2 separate regions of the Homo sapiens genome follow, and region 1 is linked to region 2. The links are chromatin loops, found by intact Hi-C in ENCODE. Cell type or tissue: CD14-positive monocyte. All regions are shown on one strand. Each heading gives the region's core, and the rest is flanking DNA. Links, peaks and the distances in the headings are about the cores only.

What was found. Peaks named below come from ENCODE experiments on the same cell type or tissue, not always from the same donor. Only the 100,000 strongest peaks of a DNase experiment are listed, where the experiment ranks them.
Region 1: a loop joins it to region 2, with 3 times the contacts of the local background. A loop is called at or near these places in 1 of 110 quality-filtered maps.

The regions. Positions count from the first base shown.
Region 1 is chr2:60,864,839-60,873,195 of GRCh38, reverse strand. The region is part of intron 1 of REL-DT (REL divergent transcript); the gene reads left to right. Among named protein-coding and RNA genes, the nearest start is that of REL-DT, 12 kb to the left of the region's middle. In CD14-positive monocyte, for the core only: no CTCF peak of the experiment used is centred there; DNase peaks (open chromatin) are centred at 5,125 and 7,635; H3K4me3 peaks cover 2,316 bases; H3K27ac peaks cover 2,268 bases.
Region 2 is chr2:60,790,031-60,798,387 of GRCh38, reverse strand. It overlaps PAPOLG (poly(A) polymerase gamma), which reads right to left. Exons shown (of 22, transcript NM_022894.4): 16 at 6,506-6,627; 17 at 6,099-6,259; 18 at 4,673-4,761; 19 at 4,197-4,417; 20 at 3,613-3,678; 21 at 3,368-3,424; 22 at 1-1,326. The coding sequence ends at 1,228. Among named protein-coding and RNA genes, the nearest start is that of PAPOLG, 38 kb to the right of the region's middle. In CD14-positive monocyte, for the core only: CTCF peaks have their summits at 3,725 and 3,928 (motif pointing left); DNase peaks (open chromatin) are centred at 1,267, 1,637 and 3,917; H3K4me3 peaks cover 2,395 bases; H3K27ac peaks cover 2,449 bases.

The sequences.
Region 1 (8,357 bases), core at 254-8,253, 75 kb before region 2:
CTTGAGGTCAGGAGTTTGAAACCAGCTTGGCCATCATGGTGAAAACCCATCTCTACTAAAAATACAAAAAATTAGCTGGGCATGGTGGTGCACGCCTGTAATCCCAGCTACTCAGGAGGCTGAGGCAGGAGAATCGCTTGAAGCTGGGAGGTAGAGGTTGCAGTGAGCCGATCTCGTGCCACCGCACTCCAGCCTGGGCGACAAAGCAAGACTACATCTCAAAAAAAAAAAAAATCTCTTTTTAATCTTTTTGTTTATATTGTGTAGGCCCTATACTGTGGTATGCTAGTTTTGCGTATATAGCACTGCCTAGAAGTATGACACAGTGTGCTAACTTGGGTTTCTCTAACTGTAGTAATGTCTGATGTGTCACAACCATGAGATCCAGTGATTACTTGTTCCAATTTAGAATTAACATTTTTCAGAACAAGTAATGAAGTCATCATCACCTTCAAGTCATATGGTGCCTCTTTTATGTCTCAACAGGAGAGAGTTAGTTCAATTTTAAGGTTGGAAGGAACCCTGTAGATCATTTAGTTCATCTCCCTCGTTTTACACATGAGGAAAATGAGGCACAGGAAGTTTAAGTACCTTGCCCGTGTTCATTAGGTAGTTAATTGCTGAGTTGAAACTTGAAACCAGACCTCCAGACTCTTTGTTTCTTTTTCACTATGTCACATCACATTTCAAAATATGACCTAAGATATAAAACAATATAACTGGCAGCCATAATCTTACTAATAAAAATGCAAATATATGAAGGTTTAGCGTTCACAGGTTCCATATCTTTTAAGACTCTTCATGTTCTTTTCCCCAAAATTCTCAATTCAATACCTGTGTAGGAAAAGTAAAAATCAGTGCATTTACTTCTTTAATTAAAGGCATTGACTGTGTCTTGTTCATCTTTTATTCCCTAGAGTGGCTAGTACAGTGCCTTTAGCATTGTAGATGCTCATTAAATGTCGAATAAAATATAAATTATTACACATTGAATCACACCAGTATTGATATGAGTGACAATGTATCACCACTGGGCGTTAGATACCATCAAGAAAAACAAAAAGAGGCACAAGGCTCAACTCCTACCCAAAGTGATAACTATGCCTGCAGAGAGGTATGATAGTGATTATATTAAGACGGGTATCAAAATCATGGATTACTGTCATGAAAGCAAGCAAGCTGGGCCAACCAGTTACTAAGTTCATATGTATATTTTACTTATTTATTTTTAGATTGAGATGGAATCTCACTATTGTTGCCCAGAGCTGGTCTCAAACTCCTGGGCTCAAGCAGCCCTCCCACCTCAGCCTGCCAAAGTGCTGGGATTATAGGCGTGAACCACTACTCCCGGACCTAAATTCTTTAATAACATTCAAAGTCTTTAATTTTTTGCTAAAATATGTTTATTTTTAAATTACAACCTAAAAAAAGACACATATAAAACATTAAAGAAAGGCTGGGCATGGTGGCTCACACCTGTAATCCCAGCAGTTTGGGAGACCATGGTGGCAGGATCAGTTGAGGCTAGGAGTTCAAGACCAGCCTGGGCAACATGGTGAGACCCTGTCTCTATAAAACAAAACAAATAAACAAAATTAAATAAAGATTGGAGAAAAGAAGAAAACTCACTTATAATTCTGCCTCACTAATACAGACATCACCTACGTGCATGTGTGAGTATGTGTGTATGTGTTGTCTTCTAGAGCTTTTTCATATGCAGGCTTTGGTTTATTTCTTCTGCTATTACTTGATCATGGTAAAAAAATTAAGGCAGAGAAAATGAAAGTCAAGTAAAATGACCAACCCCTATGCAAAAAATAACCAAGAGTAGTGATTTGGAGTATATCCTCATGTAACTTTTATATATTTTATATCACTATGTATCATTTATACATAAACTTTGGTAGCCTGGATTTTTTTTTTCACCTGACATTATATTACATTTGCCATAGATTTTTTTTTTTTTCTTTTAGAGACCAGCTGTCACCCTGCAGTGGCACAGTCACGGCTCACTGTAGCTTCAAATTCCTGGGCTCAAGTGATTCTCCTGCTTCAGCGTCATGAGTAGCTGGGATTACAGGGACAAGCCACCACACCTGGCTAATTTTAAAATTATTTTTGTAGAGATGGGGTCTCCCTATGTTGCCCAGGCTGGTCTCAAACTCCTGGGTTCAAGCAGTCCTCCTGCCTTGGCCTCCCACCGTGCTGAGATTATAGGCGTGAGCCATCGGGCCCGACCTGGATTTTATACTGAGCACTATAAGGAAGGAAATTGTCTAGAGAATAGATATCCTAGGAAACTGGGAATGGTTCCAAGCCTTGTAGGTCCTAATCAGCTTAAAGAACAGATTTTATATAACCAGGGAGTTGAAAAATTGGAAAAGTAGGAAATTGTGAGCAGGAGGTTGGGCTTTCTAAGTTATCGCATAAAAAAACCAGGCTTGGGCTGGGCGTGGTGGCTCACGCCTGTAATCCCAGCACTGTGGGAGGCCAAGGCGGGTGGATCACGAGGTCAGGAGATTGAGACCATCCTGGCTAACAAGGTGAAACCCTGTCTCTACTAAAAATACAAAATGTTAGCCAGGTGTGGTGGCGGGCGCCTGTAGTCCCAGCTACTTGGGAGGCTGAGGCAGGAGAATGGCGTGGATCTGGGAGGCAGAGCTTGCAGTGAGCCAAGATCGTGCCACTGCACTCCAGCCTGGTGACAGAGCAAGACTCTGTCTCAAAAAAAAAAAAAAAAACAAAAATAGCCAGGCTTGTATTTAGATATCTAACACCACTGAAATTGAAGACAAGCATAACTTTCACATAATATTTACAGCAATCTATCAAAAAGTCTAATGAGATTTAAAATATATTAAACCTAATTTTGGATATTCCAGATGAAATGTTTTCATTTTCTTTCTTTCTTTTTTTAAGACAAAATCTCACTCTGTCGCCAGGCTGGAGTGCTGTGTCGTGATCTCGGCTCGCTGCAACCTCTGACTCCCTGGTTCAAGTGATTCTCCTGCCTCAGCCTCCCAAGTAGCTGGGATTACAGGCACGCGCCACCATGCCCAGCTAATTTTTTTTCTGTATTTTTAATAGAGACAAGGTTTCACCGTGTTGGCCAGGATGGTCTCAATCTCCTGACCTTGTGATCCGCCCGCCCCTGCCTCCCAAAGTGCTGGGATTACAGGCTTTGGGAGCCACCGTGCCCAGCTGAAATGTTTTCATTTTCATAGTAAATGTATACATCTTTATTTTTACTTAGTGCTTAATTAAAAGTGATAGATCAAGTCGGGTGTGGTGGCTAATGCCTGTAATCCCAGCACTTTGGGAGGCCGAGGTGGGGAGATCACTTGAGGTCAGGAGTTTGAGACCAGCCTGGCCAGCCTGGTAAAACCCTGTCTCTACCAAAAATACAAAAAATTAGCCAGGAGTGGTGTTGCACACCTGTAATCCTAGCTACTTGGGAGGCTGAGGCAGGATAATTGCTTGAACCCGGGAGGCGGAGGTTGCAGTGAGCCAAGATCGTGCCACTGCCCTCCAGCCTGGGCAACAGAGCGAGACTCCATGTCAAAAAAAAAAAAAAAGGTGATACATCAATATTATAAATAATATACTTTCCTATTACTGGGTGTATTTTGAATACTTTTTTTACCTTAGACTTTTGAAACAATCTTGGTCACATTACTTTTTTTTTTTTTTGATACAGAGCCTCACTCTGTCGTCCAGGCTGGAGTGCAGTGGCACAATCTCGGCTCACTGCAACCTCCACCTCCTGGGTTTAAGTGATTCTCAATACCTCAGCCTCCTGAGTAGCTGGGACTATAGGCATGTGCCATCACGCCTGGCTAATTTTTGTATTTTTAGTAGAGATGGGGTTTCACCATGTTGGCCAGGCTGGTCTCAAACTCCTGACCTCAGGTGATGCACCTGCCTTGGCCTCCCAAAATTCTGGGATTCCGTGTGCAGCCTGGAATAGGTTTTTGCTGTGGTTTGAATGTGTCCCTCAACATTCATGTGTTGGAAGCCTAATTCCCAATGTCATAATATTAAGAGGTGGGGCCTTTAAGAGATGATTAAGTCATAAGGGTGGTGCCTTCATGGATAGGATTAGGGCCCTTATAAAAGGACTCAAGGTTGAAGGGGGAGCTCTCTTGCACTCTTACCCTTCTGCCATGTGATGACACACCAAGAAGGTCGTTGCAAAATGTCAGCACCTTGATCTTGGACTTCCCACCCTCCAGAACTGTGAGAAAATGAATTTCTGTTCTTTATAAATTACTCAGTCTCCAATATTCTTTTATGGCAGCTCAAACGAACTGAAATAGTTCTTTGGGTTTTTTTTTTCCTACTCATAAAAAGGAGCACCCAGGAATTCACTAGACTTTGCTGTGTCTGCATGTGATAAGTAAACCACAGAAGCCATTTTAAGACATGAGTTAAAAATAAAGCCACCATGGGCTGGGCACAGTGGCTCATGCCTGTAATCTCAGCACTTTGGGAGGCCAAGGCAGGCAGATCACTTGAGGCCAGGAGTTCAAGACCAGCCTGGTCAACATGGCCAAACCCCGTTTCTACTAAAACTACAAAAATTAGCCAGGCGTGGTGGTGCACGCCTGTAATCCAGCTACTTGGGAGGCTGAGGCATGAGAATCGCTTGAACCTGGGAGGTGCAGGTTTCAGGGAGCCAAGATTATGCCACTGCATTGCAGCCTGGCAACAGAGTGAGACCCTTTCTCAAAAAATAAAAATAAAGCCACCATACTGAAGATGTTAGAGTAGAAAGAATTGGAAGGAATCTGAGTTTTTGGTGACATGATTAGCTGCTGAATTGGAACCATCCTACCTCAGACTCCTCGTTATATGAGATAATAAATATTCCATTATGATGTAAACCAGTTGAGTTTCCTGTTATTTGCAGCCGAAAATAAGAGAGATCCAACTATCCCTAAAAGAGAGACTCAGTCTGGCTGAGGTCTGAGCTCCTGAAAAATGGTCTCCACCATGTATTTCCTTAAACTGAGCATTTAATTCTATCAATCTTAAGACATAGTACTTTAATTTTCACTTCCTGTATTATACTTAACAGTTACCGTACGCGTACTGTTGCTCAAGACCACTGGCGGATTCAGAAATAGAACACAGTGCCTAGGTCAAAATGGAAGTTTATAACTTTAATGAAGCCCTTTGACAGAGGACAGGAAGTCAAAGTCAACCAAACAGGAAGTAGGCAGAGCAGAACAGAGCAGCCGGAAATATTTGGGCCTGGCACAAGAATTGGTCTATATACAGAACATATATAAAACAAACAAAATATTTAGAGCTGAAATCTTTAAATTTGTAAACACTTAAAGGGGATCATTTAAAGAAGAAAGAGAAGGAAAACAAGGAAGTAAAAGGAAGACAGAAATGTCTCTTGCCAGAGTAATTATTGCGTAAACCAAAGAATGTTTCTGCACAGCTTGTAGCAGTTTTAAAACATTATTTAATTAAATTAATTAATTTATTTTCAAGGCAGGGTATTGCTCTATCTCCAGGCAGGAGAGCAGTGGTACAATCACCGCTCACTGCAGCCTCCATCTTCCAGGCTCAAGCAGTCCTCCCACCTTAGCCCACCAAGCAGCTGGGACCACATTAGGTGCACACCACCAGGCCCAGCTAGTTTCAGTTTTAAAACATACCTGCAAATTCCTTGATCTCCCCCCCATGATGAGGTGAACTTTGTGGCCCTCCCTTTGAATTTGGGCCAAACATTAGTGACTAGTTGACCAGTAGGGTATGGCAGAAATGATTCTCTGTGACCTTCCGGACTCAGTCAAAAAAGGTGGTGCAGATTCTCCCTGGTTCTCTGGACCCTGCATTAGAGCCTTGAGCCACTATCTAAGAAGCATTACTACCCTGAGACCATCATGCTGCGAGGAAGCACAAACTAATTCGTGTAAACAGATCACATGGAGAGGCCCTGACATCCCAAGCTCTCCCAATGCCTGCTCTTCCATCTCCTGCCACTGCATGTAAGACATTAAGCCAGAACCACTCAGTGGAGCTCTTCCTGAATTCCTGACCCACAGAAACCATGAGATAATAAAATGATTGTTGTTGTTTTAAGCCAGTAAGCTTTGGGGTGGATTGTTAATGCAGCAATAGATAACCAGAACAGTAGATGAGGTGATTTAAATGCTATGGCTTTTTAATAAGTAAGGAAAGAACTCAAGGACTCATTAAAAGTCATTATAACTAATTACTATAACCATCAAGATGAAGTGGTAGTTTCCAGTCAGAGGACCTGTTAGCAATAATAAAAGCAAATAATTATTGGTGAGGCCAAGCGTGGTTTAAAAAAAAATCTCGCTTCTGAAAGAACACTTTAGTTAAAATGAAATATTTAAATACTATGCCATATTTCTCAAGAGCAATTTGTGCAAGCAATTCTCTTTTTACCACTTTTTCTTCACATCTCAGAGATTCATAGTATCTATAAGCTATGACAGATATTTGGGCTGATTCCTGATATATCATAACTCAGCAACTCAAAAAGCTACAAGCTGGGAGATTGAGGACTCCTATGCACTGGGTACCACTTTCTTGGCCTTTGGATATTCAATCATTTAACATTTCTGTAAGGGAAATGTAGCCAGTGGGACCCTATCTGTGGGATAAATTTCATGATGGAAAAGATAGGATGTTAGAGGTGTCAAAGACTCCTAAGACTCACACTTACAGTATTGATTCTTGTTTTAAAGTGTTAAAAGGACATAAATAAAAATTAAGATCAGTCAAAGCAAATACAGAAAAGTGATATGGAAAATGTATATGAAATGTCCAGAGTAGGCAAATCCATAGACAGAAAATAGATGAGTGATTGCCTGGGGCCAGGGGTACATGGGGTCTGACTACTAAGGGATTTCTTATGGGGTGCTGAAAATGTTCTAAAATTAATTGTAATGATGGTTGTAAAATTGAATTTACTAATATCCATTAAATTGTATACTTTAAATGGATGAACTGCACAGATGAATTGCATGGTGTGTGAATTATATCTCAAAGCTGTTATAAAAAAAGTAACTGGAAAATTATAGAAGATGAAAACAGATTAAAAATAGATCCTTTTTATCAGAATAAAAATGTTTCTACCTATGCTTAGAAATTCCCTGGCTAAATGAGTAGGTGACACTGAGATTCCTCTAGAGAAGAGTTCAGCAAACTTTTTCTCTAGTAGGCCACATAGAAAATATTTTGCAGCCTGGGCAACATAGCAAGACCCCATCTCTACAAAAAAATTTTTGAAAATTAGCTGGATATGGTAACCTGTGCCTGTAGTCCTAGCTACTTGGGAGGCTGAAGTGGGAGGATTCCTTGAACCCAGGAATTGGAGGTTATAGTAAGCTATAATCAGCACCACTGCACTCCAGCCTGGGCAACAGAGACTCTGTCTCTATTTTTTAAAAAAGAAAATATTTTAGGATTTGTGGGTGTGTTAGTCCGTTCTCATACTGCTTCTAAAGACATAACTGAGACTGGGTAATTTATAAAGGAAAGAGGCTTACTTGACTCACAGTTCAGCATAGCTGGAGAGGCCTCAGGAAACTTACAATCATGGCAGAAGGGGAAGTAAACACATCCTTCTTCACATGGCGTCTGGAAGGAGAAGTGCTGAGCAAAGGAGGAAAAGCCCCTTATAAAACTATCAGATCTGTGAGAACTCACTCACTATCATGAGAACATCCTGGGGCTAACTGCCCCCATGATTCAATTACCTCCCACTGGGTCCCTCCACAACAGGTGGGGATTATGGGAAGTACAGTTCAAGAAGAGATTTGGGTAGGGACACAGAAAAACCGAATCAGTGGGCCAAGAGGCAAAATTGTGGATATTATGTAGGTCCTCATATAACAAGAGAAAACAAACTTCTGCACATTTTAAATAGATGAAATTAAAACTTTAACAATAATTTAGTACAATGTTTTTGTAATAGAAGTCTACTAATGAGAAGACAGATTCCTTTTCGGGGGATAATATTTTGTTTAAGTGATGTTTAAAGTTAGTGTTTCCTATCATCAGATTGACTGCAAATGTTATTCTGAAAAAAATAATTCCTAGTTCATGGGTCATACAAAATCAGGCAGTGGGGCTGGATTTGGCCCATGGGCTATATAGTTTGCCACCCTGTGCTCTAGAGGAATAAATTCCTAAAGGTTGATACATCATTTCTTAGGGCTTCTGTAACAAAGTATCACAAACTAGGTGGCTTAAAATAACAGAAATGTATTGTCTCACAGTTCTAGAGGTCAAAAGCCTTAAAGCAAAGTGTTGGCAAGGCCATGCCCCCTCCAAAGGCTCTAGAGGAGGATGCTTCCTTTCCTCTTCCA
Region 2 (8,357 bases), core at 203-8,202:
TACAAAACACTGAATCAACATATTACAAGAATTACATGGTTATGGATTTTAATAAACTGAGCATGCATTCATGAAACTTAAAAAATATTAAGAAATGCATTGAAAAAAGCAGCGTAAAAAAAGACAACTCATATAGTTAAATAAAAATTACAAAGGTCCTGAGCCAATTAATGGTTGGTAACAATGTCATTCAAAATGCCTTTAGGTTTCAATAAAATCCACTGCTTATTTCTGCATGCCTAGTCCGTGAAGAAACTATTTGAAGTTGTGGGGTAAATAATGATCAGGAATTATCATGCCAAGTTAATTTTACACCTCAAAAATACAAGTGTGCCATACTTAAAGGTTATCTTATTGTTGATGCTGGAATGAGTTGCTCCTCAGTAAAAAATACCAGTCAACTAACAAGAATGGCATGAAATAGGATATGTAACAATTTTACCATTCATATACTGACTTTCAGTATCCTGGTTATATTTTGATTTTTAATAAAGATGCATTTCAAAGGCCTCCATGGGAGGCAAAATATAGAGAATTTATGGTGCCCAACTCTTATGTAATCACTGGACTAATCTTCCCTGGTAACTATGCAACATTTGGACAGAAAGGCACACAAAAAAGTTTAAATATTTCATGTGCCAATCTGGAAAAAAATAATTTAAATCAACAGAACAGACAGTACATCTACACAAATGAGGAAAGCAGAAAAGATACCTCACATTCATTTATCTCAGGTTTCAAAGTGGCTTCAATGCTAAAGTAAATGTATTAACATTTGGAAAATACAAGACAATTTTTTTGTTTGTTTTCAATTTTTTTAGCTCTATACAATGATTACAACATAAGACAAAAAAAGAAAAACACAAAAAACAAAACAAAAAAGGAGTTCAGGACTTGTTATCAGTGTCCAAGTGGCTAAGAACTGGTTCCCATAACAAGCATTGAAAGTTAAGGCAGTAAAACCCCCAAATGCAAAGCTGTAATACTGTAGATGGCAATTTGACAGCAGGTGATCCTCAGAGAAGTGTATGTAGCAATCAGTGAGAGAATGCTACAGCATCTACAGGTCAAAGTTTGACAGTTCAAAAACCACTTCAAGGTTATTAGACTGAAGGCTGTCACTTTCACCTTATTTCACGTATGACAGCCACTTCTATTTAAAAAACAAGTGGCTGCATCTATGCCACTAAATGATTGCTTGTTCACTTAAGTGAGGAGGCACTGCTTTTACCGATTAAGGGTCAGTCGAATGGAATTTTTGATGACACGGATGTTGTTTGCTGGAACTGGAGATGATGAATCTGGTAGTTCTTTACTGGGTAGTCTCTATTAGAAAGAAAGAGGAAACAAAAAAGGAAAAGCACATCATATATATTATAAAGGCCCAGCTAGAAAGTCAGTCACAAAACTTGGGGAGTTTTTCTCCCAAACCCTCTAGCTCCTAAACACTCAAGTATGCAATGAATATTTCCTTCCGTGTTCATAGGGAACTCTTGCTTTCGGAACTGCTACTTCTTTTTACAGTCAGAGGTGAAAAGCAGAGGGATAAGAGAAAGGGTAGAAGTGGCAGGAGTGTGAATATGTACAGGAAAAGAGGAACTGCCATGCCTGGATCAAGAAATGCATAAAGAACACAGTCCTTAAGGTCAAGCAAAGAAAAAAAAAAGGAAGTTCATGGTGACTAAACAGGAAGCTCTTGGGGTGTGAAGTGAAAAATGAGTGTGTGCAGTAGAGAAAAATTTAATATCTGAGAGTTATGTCCCTCAATTTGTTTCTGTAATACATTCATGAAGAAGACCACTGACTCAATCTGTGAGATACTTAAGTTCTCAGGAAAACTGAACTTTGTACTTAGGCTAGATAACTTTGATGGTTATGAAATTCAGGGACATCGGTTTGAGGGATTCTGAGGGCATTAAAGATTATTACATAAAGAAGGCAAAATCTAGGGCCGGGCATGGTGGTTCACGCCTGTAATCCCAGAACTTTGGGAGGCCAAGGCGGGCGAATCACTTGAGGTCAGGAGTTCAAGAGCAGCCTGGCCAATATGGTGAAACCCTTTTCCACTACAAATACAAAAATTAGCCACTACAAATACAAAAAGATCGCGCCATTGCACTCCAACCTGGGCTACAGAGCGAGCCTCCATGTCCAAAAAAAAAAAAAAAAAAAAAAAAAAGGAAGGCAAAATCTAGACTTCTGTAATGGGGATAGTTTCTTGTCAAGAGATGACTGCTTAATTCTCCTCTTGTTTTACCTTGGCTAAGCCAGTATCTGTATCATATCCATATGCATTAAAACAATTATGAGCAATTTCAGATATACAAAGAAGTAGACACCAGGGCAATAAGGACTTAAATGCCAAAACCAAGTTTCAGACATTATTACAATTTTGCTGCAATTGTTTGGTGTACCCACTTTCCCTTTAGACTGGATATATTAAAAAATCCAGATATGTCATTTCACTCTTTTGTACTTCAATATCCATCTCAAAATTTTTTCTTCCACCATGACACATAATTATACGTTCATATTTTTTGTAACTTAATCTTATGTTAAAGGCTCAAAATCTACAACTAATAGCCTGTGAGTATACTATTTTGCTTTAGAATAGCTACTACATCCTGGAGAACCTGGCAGGGTAACAGTTGATGAAAAGCACTTTACTATTTAATGGCCATTCTGTTTTATTATAAATTATAATTTATAATTATCATCATATATATTTATAATTATTTATCATTATTATAAATAAGCCATTCTGTTCATTATAAACTCTCAGAGAAGGTTTTTCTCTATTTACACAAGGCTGGTTTTTGAGTACTTGCTTTTTAGCATACCACACTTAATACTACACACATTTTTAGTTATAAAAGTAATTCTTCAAATAATAAACATTTAAATTACAATTTAGGGGCGTTTAGCTCATGTTTTAAAGGTACTTACTATATATACCACTACATTTGGTTCCTCTAAAATATTAATACATATGGTTCCTAATTATCAAACCTATGTTTTGGCAGTAAGCAATAGTACACAACAGAGATATACCTCCAGGTGCTTGGTAAGAAATTAATGTGCTGAGCATCCAACTGCTTCTTTAAAGATAAAAAACAAAGGGTGAACATAATCTAAATAGATAATAAAGTTGTCTTAAACTACTGCCTCTTTTTTAGACTTTTGAGGTACATACATTCAGAACTATATACTTGCTATCTCCAACCCCAACTACACTGCTAGTCCTTGGGGACAGGGACAAAATCTTACTTTTTCCCAGTGCTAGGCTCTTAATAAGCCTTTTGTACTTGTAGATTACCTATGAGTTTTTACCTATGTACTGTACCTATGAACAAGACTATCTTGTTACCTTTTTGCGTGATGTATCAATAGTTGGAATAGGCATAGATTCTCCTCCAATGGCATCCTAAAAACAGAAGAATCAACACAAGTGAAAACTAACTTTCCTATATGCAAACACTTATTTCTACTTAAAATAAAACCTAACGAAAACCTGAAAATAAATCTAATCTGACCTACTTTCTAATATGGCACTTTTCCTGATACATGGCGCTTTACAATAAATATTCTGAAGCACACTATTAATATATTTACCACTGATTTTCTTTTTCTTTCTTCAGCAGTGCGGGGGTCCTTAAATGTTGATTCAAGTCGAATAAACTAAAATATAAACATTGAAATAGATTGCTATTATGTACCTACAAAAACCCATATAAATCTATATAAACTGGAAAACTAGTTATTGGTTACACTATTATAAAAATTACTATAAACATGGATTGGTAAGAGAAGATAATTTAAATTAGATTGAATTCAACTGCCACCGTTAATTTCTACAGTTTGGGTGATCTTTTTGGTTAAATCAATTCAGATTCTAACAAATATAGTTTTACCACCACCTACTGGAAGCAGGGCATATCAACACACAAGAAATGAGATTTTGTTATCAGTAATGACTTCTGTAAATCAAGGAGAAACTCAGACCAATCATTCAAATTTTCAGACGTATTAGTAATTTCAATTTAGGATGAGCAATTAATATTGTTTCTTTAAGATTTGGGTAAATATTCTTTTCAGCCAACTCCTAACAGAACACCAACAGCTATGGAAAATTGTTTCTTTAGTATTAACTATAAAAAATATCAACTACTGAATTACCACTAAAGTTGTAACTTTACCTTTTCTACGTCTTTCAACCTCTTAGGAGTCCCATCTATGGATGGGGAATGGGATCTCTTAGGTGTAACAGTCTTAGTTATATTTGACATTCCATTCAGATGCGGTTGTCCCTGGGCAGGGTTGTGAGGTGTTGTGATTCTAGGAATGACATTTCGTCCTACTACGGTAGGAATGGTACACACAGTGGGGGGTGATACAGTTTTTACTGTAGAGTCAACTTCTGAAAAGGAAAAAAAGGATTTTAATAATTAAACATTTATGTAATTTTTTTTTCCTTGAGACAGGGTCTCTCATTCCCATCACCCAGGCTGCAGTGCAGTGGCTTGATCACAGCTCACTGCAGCCTTGACTTCCCAGGCTCAGGTGACCCTCCCACCTTAGCCTCCCCAGTAGCTAGGACTACAGGCGTGTGCCACCATGCCTAGCTAATTTTTTGTAAATATAATTATTAATATATACAAGTTTAGATACCTACTTGCGCCAATCACTGGAATGGAAAGTCCTTGGGCTGGTGGTACACTCAGTGGCTTCTCCACAATTACAGCAGCAGGCTCAGCACTATTCCTAATGAAAGTGTTAAATTATCATCAATAAATGATTTAAATATTACTTTTTTTCTCCTTTTTTGAGAAAAGGCCTCATTCTACTGCCCAAGTTGGAGTGCAGTGGCACAATCACAGCTCACTGCAGCCTCAACCTCCTGGACTCAAGTAACTTTGCCACCTCAGCCTCCCAGGTAGCTAAGAACATAGGTGTGTGCCATCATATCGGGTTAATTTTTTAAATTTTTATTTTTGTGGAGACAGGATCTCACTATGTTGCCCAGGCTGGTCTTGAACTCCTGAGGCTCAAGCAATCCTCCTGCCTCAGCCTCCCAAAGTGCTGAAATTATAGATGTGACCCACCACGCCTGGCCCCATTAGTTATTTAAAACACTCTTGTTGTAACATTTACCACTGCTTTTTTTTTTTTTTTTTTTTTTTTTAGACATGGTATTGTTCTGTCACCTAGGCTAGAGTGCAGTGGCATGAACACATGGATCACTGCAGCCTCAACCTTCCGGGCTCAAGCTATTCTCCCACCTTGGCCTCCCAGGTAGCTGGGACTACAGGTGTGCACTACCATGCCGAGCTAATTTTTGTTTTTGTTTTTTTGAGACAGAGTCTCGCTCTTGTTGCCTAGGCTGGAGTGCAATGGCACGATCTCAGCTCACTGCAACCTCCACCTCCTGGGTTCAAGCGATTCTCCTGCCTCAGCCTCCCAAGTAGCTGGGAATACAGGCACATGCCACCACACCCTGTTAATTTTTGCATTTTTAGTAGAGATGTGGTTTTGCCATGTTGGCCAGGCTGGTCTCGAACTCCTGACCTCAGGTGATCTGCCCGCCTTGGCCTCCCAAAGTGTTGGGATTACAGGCGTGAGCAACTGTGCCCGGCCAATTAATTTTTGTATTTTTTTGTATAGACAGGGTTTTGCCATGTTACCCAGGCTGGTCTTGGAACTCCTGGGCTCCAGCAGTTCGCCTGCCGTGACCTCTCAAAGTGCTAGGATTACAGGCCTGAGCCACCGTGCCTGGCCACAACTGTTGGCTCAGGCCTGTACTTTAACATTTCATTGAACTAAAAGGGGGAAAAATGCAGAGGACCCAGTAAGAAGAGAAAAATTTAAGCAACAAATGTGTACATTTCTGTGTACCTATCTAGTCCCATATGCTCATAAGCCTATACCGTTTCCCACAGGATTACCACGAGTTATTTCTAAGCAAGAAATTGACCAGCAGCCAGTAAAATGAAATCTTTTAACAATTTTAAAAGGCAGTAGCAGAGGTATAGAAAAGTTCACATTATCCTCAAATAAACTGAACAGAAAACCAAAAGGACACATTTGAAATAAAGACAGACCTTTCTGTTTCTCCTACAGAAGGGCTATCAGACTTGGACGCTGGAGAATTAAAAGGTGTTCCATTATCAGTGTCTCTGGAGCTATCCAGACAACTGCTATCCAGAGACAATCTTTTGGATTGAAGTCCGCCCGAGCTTCGATTGACATCAGAGAGACTTTGCTGAAAGAAGGGAACGATTTTAGGATTTCAAAATGCAAATGACAATATAAAGACTGGTTTCAATTCTGAAGGTCACTTAAGCAAATTATCTCTTGTGATTAATGAAAATGAGATTTTAGTCCTAGATTGAACTGCCTATATCTTCCTTATTTTTCTCAATAGGTTTGGGAGCTGTAGAATGCAAATTTGGTCCCAGATCATTTGTCTGAGTAAAACCATACTGAAGGGTTAAGATTATAAACTCACCTTTTTCTTCTTTTGAAGAATTTCTGCAGGAAGGTAGTGGTGAAGTTGTTTTTTCTTTACATGAGTTGCTTCAATTTTCATTCCCTCCTTTAGCATATTTATATTGTTTGCCTGTCTGTACACTGTAACAATGTTAATATGTTAAATGGGAAACTTCTTTCTGAACCAAGGGTTCTGCCTAATTTTTCTGAAATGCATATACTTTTACTATCTCCCCACTATCACCACCGGCCACCCACCCACCCACAACCCTCTCACAAAACAAATATTTTTAATACACTTCCATCACATCACAATCCTATTCATGAATCCACTAGTTTTTCTTTTTTTGAGATGGAGTTTCACTCTTGCTGCCCAGGCTGGAGTGCAATGGCGCAATCTCAGCTCACCACAACCTCCACCTCCTGGGTTCAAGCCATTCTCCTGCCTCAGCCTCCCGAGTAGCTGGGATTACAGGCATGCGCCACCACGTCCAGCTAACTTTTTTGATTTTTCGTAGAGACTGGGTTTCTCCATGTTGGTCAGGCTGGTCTAGAACTCCTGACTTCAGGTGATCCGCCCACCTCGGCCTCCCAAAGTGGTGGGATTATAGGCGTAAGCCACCGTGCCCAGCCATGAATCCAATAGTTTTTCCATGTCCACTTTCTAAGACTTTCTCATAATCAAACCTTGTTGATAGAATAAATATATTTAAAAAACGGTATTTTCCAGATCTTATTTTCTGATATTTTCCCCAAAGGCAATCTCTCCTCATAACTACTTGCCCAGGTCTAAGCTAATTCTTTTTTTTTTTTGACACAGACTCTCGCTCTGTCATCCAGGCTTGAGTGCAGTGGCACAATCTTAACTCATTGCAACCTCTGCCTCCGGGGTTCAAGCTATTCTCCTGCCTCAGCCTCCCCAGTAGCTGGGACTAGAAGCGCATGGCACCATGCCCAGCTACTTTTTGGATTTTTTGTAGAGACAGGGTTTCATTATGTTGGCCAGGCTGGTCTTGAACTCCTGACCTCAAGTGATCCACCCACCTTGGCCTCCCAAAGTGCTGGGATTACAGGTGTGAACCACTGCACCTGGCCTTCTAAGCTAATTCTTAGGCCAAATATCCAAGGTGCAATTCAAGCTATCCTCCTCCTCCATGAGAATTTACTACTGCAGCTACCACACCAATCATAGAATGACAGACTTCAGGAACCATCTTACAAATACATCCTTATTGTACAGTTGAGAAAAGGAGGCTAAACAGCTCTGAATACCTTGCCAGGATCAGAATCCACACAGCCCTAGATTCCCATTCTAGTGCTTTTCACGCCTTATAAGAAAATGGGTTTTATTAACTCACACACAAATGTCTTAATGTTTTAATTGTAAATATACCCAATGAAAAAACAGGTTTTATTAACTACCACACAAATTTCTTAATGTTTTAATTGTAAATATACTCAATGAGATTATAAGCCCACTGAAGACAGGGATGGGAGGCTTGTTTTACACAGCAAGTACTGTGAGATGTAGTAAATTATTTAATCTCTTGGGGCCTCAAGTTTCTTAATCTGAAAAATAATATCTTATAAATTTATAATAAACTATGTCCCAGTCTTATCCTTTCTAAAAAATTTAAGCCCTAATTAGAATGGAAAAATTTATGGCGAATGTTTTTATTCCAGATTGATTATGAAAGAGTTACCAGGAGTGCTTGTTTAAGTTGCAGATTCTCTGGCTCCCTCCCCAGAGTGTGATTTAATGGTTCTAAGGTGAAACATAAGAATCTGCATTTTCTTTTCTTTTTTTGAGATGGAGTTTCGCTCTTGTTGCCCAGGCTGGAGTGCAACAGCGAGATCTCAGCTCACTGCAA